Regions from separate parts of the Homo sapiens genome. Here region 1 is linked to region 2. Evidence: chromatin loops called from intact Hi-C (ENCODE). Cell type or tissue: ascending aorta. All regions are shown on one strand. Each heading gives the region's core, and the rest is flanking DNA. Links, peaks and the distances in the headings are about the cores only.

Region 1 (2,904 bases), core at 114-2,613, 61 kb after region 2:
TTAGATAAAATTGTTTATTTTCAGGGAAAAATTAGAAATACAAAGAGAAAAAACCCACAAGAACAACGGAATGCATTTTTAATTGGTATGCAGAAACATGTAAAAGATTAAACAAAGAGTGTCTGACTTAAAGGTTTCTTCCCAGGAGACAAATAAAAAGCTTAATCAGCAAACTGAGGACCAGAGGAAGGAGGACTGCCGCTCATTGAATTGAATTAACTCTGACTGCTCCTTGCTGTCTTTGCCATTACTTCAATACCCTGAGTCCACTGATTGTTTTGCTCAAGTACCTTTCCATCTTGAGGAAAATGAAAAGGAGAGGTTGGACAACTGTCTTACAAAGTGAGACCCTCTGAACACCTAGGCCTGCCTGCTGTAACCACTTTTACTCCATGCTCTGAAGCTGAACTTAGAGCCTTCATAAGATACTTTCCTGATGCAAGAGAAAATCCTCAAATGTTTACCTAGGAATTTAGAATCCCCATAGGAGCTTATGATCCAGGAACTTCTGACTTTATCAATTTATTCACTTGATTTTGGGACTTGGTAAAGCTCAAAGGTGTATGAAAGCAGCAGAATAGAGAGAACCCGAGGGGATATTAAAGACCTTAAAAAACCTTCTTGCTACAACAAGCTGGAAGAACACTGAAAACCTTTTAAATTCAGTTCCTAAGTCTTCTCCACAAAAAAAGGATCCATCTGTCAGACAGTCTTGCAGGTGAAAAAAGGACGGACCCATTTCATATTGCAGAGCTGGTTTAGAAACACTATTTGTGAAACATTCTGCACTCAAAAGACAGCAAGGAGAATTTCCTGTAGGGACTAAAATGGCATTAACTGCTCTATTTATAAACAAACGTTGTCCCGAATTTAGCAGTTGCATTAAGAAGCATGAACTTGGATGGGGAATGACAGACATGGTTGAATTCGTGGCTTTAGCTGAGCATTTTCAAAGGACTCCAGAATAAGAAAAAGCACAAAAAGCTAATAAGCTTATGTCTTTTCAATTGCAACAATTACAGGGGCCAAAGCCAAAGGGACCATCTTCTCCTTGTTTTAAACCACAGCCTAAAGAACCTAGAGTAAGAAACCCTTCACCCCAAGATGTCTGCCTACATTGCAAACAGCCAGGTCCCTGGGAGAGAGGCTGCCTAGTCATCCAAGTCTACCAAGGAGCCTCCTCCTTTCAGCGGGGATGGTCTGCCCACTAGAGGGAGTCCATGAGATCACAATCAGCCTGGCTGCAGGAGGGACCCTCCAGCTAGCTGTTGCCTGTGATGCCTTTTGATAAATAATGAGAAACAGAGGCTAAGACAAGCAGGGAACGTGTACCATGCTGGTGAATATTGGGGCTACTTTATCTTTCACAAACCCCACTTTAATAAGCTGTTAAAGCAAACTAAATATGGCTTGAGAAGGACTCTGTACTTCTATGTTTGAGTCCTTGTGGATGAACTGCAACCTAACTTAATAGGTGGACAAGATTGAAAATCTAACTTAGGAGTATGCACCTGTAACAATCGCTGAGTCCTGGCCAATCCCAGCAGCCATACTTCAACCACCCATACACCACTCAGTGTTCAAACTGTGTTCAAATAAGGCAAACGCCGAGCTGTAACCAATCCAGCTGTTCTGTACCTCACTTCTGATTTCTGCAAGTCACTTCCTTTTTTTTTTTGTCTATAAATTTGTTCTGTCCACGAGGCAACCCTGGAGTCTCTCTGAATCTGCTGTGATTCTGAGGGCTGCCCAATTTGTGAATCGTTCATTGCTCAATTAAACTTTTTTAAATTTAATTTGGCTGAAGTTTTTCTTTTAACATGGTGTCAGAAGCGGGATCCAAAGTACAGCTTCTAGCGACCCCCAGGAGTACTGAGTGAACAAGCAAGGTAACTGCAGGACCTATTTGTGTCCATTGATCTCTCAGAATGGCTGGGGATCGTGGGTAAATTCTCTCTCGGATTTCGGAGCTCCATGGATTTGTGTTTTGAGCTCTCAGTTTCTTTGAGCAAATTTCTGATCCAAGCTGGGTTTGGAAGTCATGACAGAAACTGGACTGGGTCCAGGAATGGATTTGATCTGGGAATTAACTGGCTTGGATCCAGTTAGAGGACTCTTACATCTGACTGGGTCAGAAAGGAACTGGTCATAAATGGTAATATTGCAGGGGGTGTAAAATTTGGCTTTTAAAAATTTTCAGGGATTTTTGTATTCTACTCTTTTGTTTCATTTTTCTTGTGCGTTTAGGTGGGAAAAAAAATTCATTGGCTAAGTTAATCTAGGAAACCTGATAGTAAAGCCAATGTTTTAGGTAAAAATGGGATCCTTAATTTCTGGAAAACCAAGTTCCTTCTGGCTTATACATTAGGCCCGGGAGGCAGCAAAGTCTTACAGAAACAGCGAAACGTTACTAAAGATAACTTACAGTGGTACATTCCAAATAAACAACAAATACACTAGAGTGCATTAATTTTTTTTCTTTTGTGTTGCAGCAGGTCCCTGAAACAAACAAACAAACAAAAACTGGATTAGGTCTCCATCTTGTTTTATGTCATTGGTAGCTTGAACTTGTAACTTCGTGGTGGTACTTTCTCTTGGTCTCTGCCTTCCAGGGGATAGGAATTTTAGGGTTCATGTCACAGCAAACTCTAAAAATTATCTTGAGTAGTTGAAAGGCTTTGCAAGCTCAAAATTAACTACTCTAGACTCCTTCTGGGAAGGGCGATGGAGACTGCCCAGTATTGTAGCTCAGTAGCTAAGGTTTTGTCCTTTCACATTGGTGGCCTGGGTTTGATTCCAAGCTTAGAGAATGAGTACTTTCTGGTTAACACCTGTGTGACTTTTACCACTTCCTGATTTTCTTCCCATCCATGAACAACCTCTAGCTTCCCTTCTTAAATCTTC
Region 2 (2,904 bases), core at 212-2,711:
GGGCGCACACACAGGGGCTTTGCATCAGCCACACATTGAACTGGGTCACAATCAGTTATACACACAGACAGTCTAAGATTCAGAGGAAAAGGAAGACATAAAACTCACACCCTGAGAGCCCAGGAGAGACCAGTGAAAAGGAGGAGGAGGGGGAGAAGGAAGAGGAGGGAGGGAGGAGGGGGAGAAGGGAGAGGAGAGGAGGGGGAGAAGAAAGAAGGGGAAGTAGGGGGAGGAAGAGGGGAAGGGGGAAGAGATGGGGAGAAAGAAGAGGGAAGGAAGGAGAGGAGAAGGAAGATGAAGAGAGGAAAGAAGGGTGGGGAGGAGGGGGGAGAAGAAGGGGGAAACGGGAGAAGGAGTGGGAGAAGAACAGGGAGGAAGGGAAGAAGAAGGAAGGGGGGATAGAGGAAGGGGAGGCAGGAAGAAAGAGAGGGGTAGGGGAGGAGGAGATGTGGAGAGGAAAGAGGGGGAGGGAGAGGGGGAGAAGAAGGGGAGGAAGAGGAGAGAGGAAGGGGAAGATTACAGGAGGGAGGAGGTTAGGCAGGAGGAGGGGAAGGAGGAGGAGGGGAAGAAGATGGGGGGAGGAGGAGAGGGAAGAGGGAAGGGAGGAGGGAGAGGAGGACAAGGAGGGTTTGGGTTAAGGTTAGGCTTGGATTAGGGTTAGGAGGAGGGAGAGGAGGACAAGGAGGGTTTGGGTTAAGGTTAGTCTTGGATTAGGGTTAGGAGGAGGGAAAGGAGGACAGGGAGGAGGGGAGAAGGAAGAGGGGGAGGGGGAAGAGGTGAAGAGAAAGAAGCGAGGAGGGATGGGGAGGAGGAAGAAAAAGATGTGGAGAGGGAAGGGGCTAGAGGGAGGATGGGGAAGAGGAGGAAGAAGAACAGAGGGGGAAGAGGAAGATGTAGAGAGGGAAGAGGGGGAGGGAGGGGGAAGAGAAGGGAGGAAGGGGAAGAATAGAGGAGGGAGGAGGGAGGTAGGAGAGGAAGAGGAAGGAGATGTGGAGAGGGAAGGGGGAGGGAGAGGAAGAGGTGGAGAGGGGAAGAATGGAGGAGGGAGGAAGAGGGGAAAAGGAGGAGGGGAGGAGGGAGGAGGGAGGAGGGAGATGTGGCACTCATGCTAGGTGCTCTGCCACAACGGATGGAAACCTGGCACCTCCTGCCCCACAGTAGGTCTCCGTCCTGGATCTCCACTGTCACCCTGAGGCTGACGCTAGTGTGTAAAAATAGGTATGGCTCACGCAACAAGGTCCTGAAATTCTCCGCTGAGCTACATAAACAGCGATCCGATCCAAGGGTGGAGGAAAACCCAACAGCGTTGACTTTGCGAGGCCCATCGCTCTCTGTGTGGCAAGTTATTAAGGCGTTTCTAGTGGTTTTGGGTTGTCTGTGCCCCGTCTTAGAACCTGAGCCATGGGGGCACGGCCGTATCCCCCGACCCCATCTGCAAGAGTTTCCAGAAGACCGGGATTGGGGCCATCAGCAGCCCTCCACTGCCCCCCGCTGGTCAGGCTGTGGGGCCCGTGCAGGACCTGAAGGCCATTAGATAGGCACCAGGAGACACCAGTCCCTGGGGTGCTTGGGGGCTGCAAGCTTTGTCCAGTCTTGGAGAAGAGCCCTTTCCCCTCAGCAGATGATGCTGGGACCTGCCACTGTGAGACCAGCCAGGCCGCGCCCTCCCGGGGGCCCCACTTCTTCATGCATAAAGTGGGGCTTTCAGCGAGGAGGTCTTTATGCTCTTCCAGGTCTGACATCTGGAATTCTGAGATTAAGAACAAAAGAAAAACCTTCTCCAACCCAAGTAAAGGATGCACAAATGGCTGAATTTCCCCCTGTGTGGAGTGTGGAGGCACAGGGATTCTCAAAGCCTGTTTCTTTTTGATACCTTTTAATTTCAAAATGTAGATATCTTTGTACATTTTTCTGGTTATTGAAGCAATATGAACAGATGAAACTACCCTCAACTTCCCCAGTACCAAGGAACTAAAACCATAAATTATATTATTGTGTCACTTGCTACTCACCAGACTGGCAAACACAGAAAAGCCCATGGGTTGTTGAGGGCAGAGGAGAGGAGGACCTGGGGCCTTTCACACCAAGGTGCAAGTGGGAGGGGCACACAGACTGGGGGTGGGGGAAGTGTCAGCAGCACCCATCACAGGAAGTGCAGCTGCCTGGCCTCTGAGCATCTGAGCAGTTGTACTTCTGTGAATCTGTCCTGCAGAAGGGCTTGCCTGAGGCCACCACACAGGCCCCACCAGGAGCAAGTATTTTTTCTTAGAGCAAAAAATGGAAAGTGAACTGAGGGAGGGGAGCTGGCTGATGGCGCACATGAGGATAGATGAGTCACACCCACTGTGGCCACACCCTCTGCAAAGTGACTTTGCTGTCCTGCTGAGGAGGCTGGGGATGTGGTTCCCACCCTCCAACAGGTGCTGGCCTGGGACACACAGAATGTACCAGAGTGGCCTTGTGCAAGTCCAGGGCTCGGGCCTGGAGGGGCCCTTCACCCTTTGAGAGCCCTGAGCCCACCGTGCTATAGGAAAGACCAGTCCAGCCTTCAGAGGGCAGGGGTCATGTGGAGAGAAACTAAGGTGCCCCAGTCGACCGCCAGCACCAACTGCCAGACACGCCAGAGAGGCCATCCCAGCCCCACTAGCCCTATTGAGCAGACAGGTGACAGTAGCCATGCGAGTGACTCCTGGATGGACCAGCAGAAGGCCTGCCCCTGCTGGCACCCTACAGATTCATAAGCAATAATAAATCGTTGTTTTTAGTTGCTATGTTTTTGGGCGGTGTGATGGTTAATTTTATGTGTCAACCTGGCTAGACTGTGGTAGCCAATTTTGGGTTAAAGTCAGTCTAGCTGTTGCTGTGAGGATATTTTTTAGATGAGATTAACATTTAAATCAGTAG

What was found. A loop is a pair of places that touch in the nucleus more often than their neighbours do. Peaks named below come from ENCODE experiments on the same cell type or tissue, not always from the same donor. Only the 100,000 strongest peaks of a DNase experiment are listed, where the experiment ranks them.
Region 1: a loop joins it to region 2, with 6 times the contacts of the local background. A loop is called at or near these places in 5 of 110 quality-filtered maps.

What each region holds. Positions count from the first base shown.
Region 1 is chr3:126,196,720-126,199,623 of GRCh38, reverse strand. All of the region lies in intron 1 of ALDH1L1-AS2 (ALDH1L1 antisense RNA 2), which reads right to left. It also overlaps a transcript of ALDH1L1 not described here. Among named protein-coding and RNA genes, the nearest start is that of ALDH1L1, 18 kb to the right of the region's middle. RefSeq lists an enhancer at 1,237-1,286. In ascending aorta, for the core only: a CTCF peak has its summit at 1,213 (motif pointing right); a DNase peak (open chromatin) is centred at 1,203; H3K27ac peaks cover 747 bases.
Region 2 is chr3:126,258,222-126,261,125 of GRCh38, reverse strand. No RefSeq gene overlaps it. Among named protein-coding and RNA genes, the nearest start is that of ALDH1L1, 79 kb to the right of the region's middle. RefSeq lists an enhancer at 1,993-2,900. In ascending aorta, for the core only: a CTCF peak has its summit at 1,489 (motif pointing left); DNase peaks (open chromatin) are centred at 1,195 and 1,475; H3K4me3 peaks cover 737 bases; H3K27ac peaks cover 1,680 bases.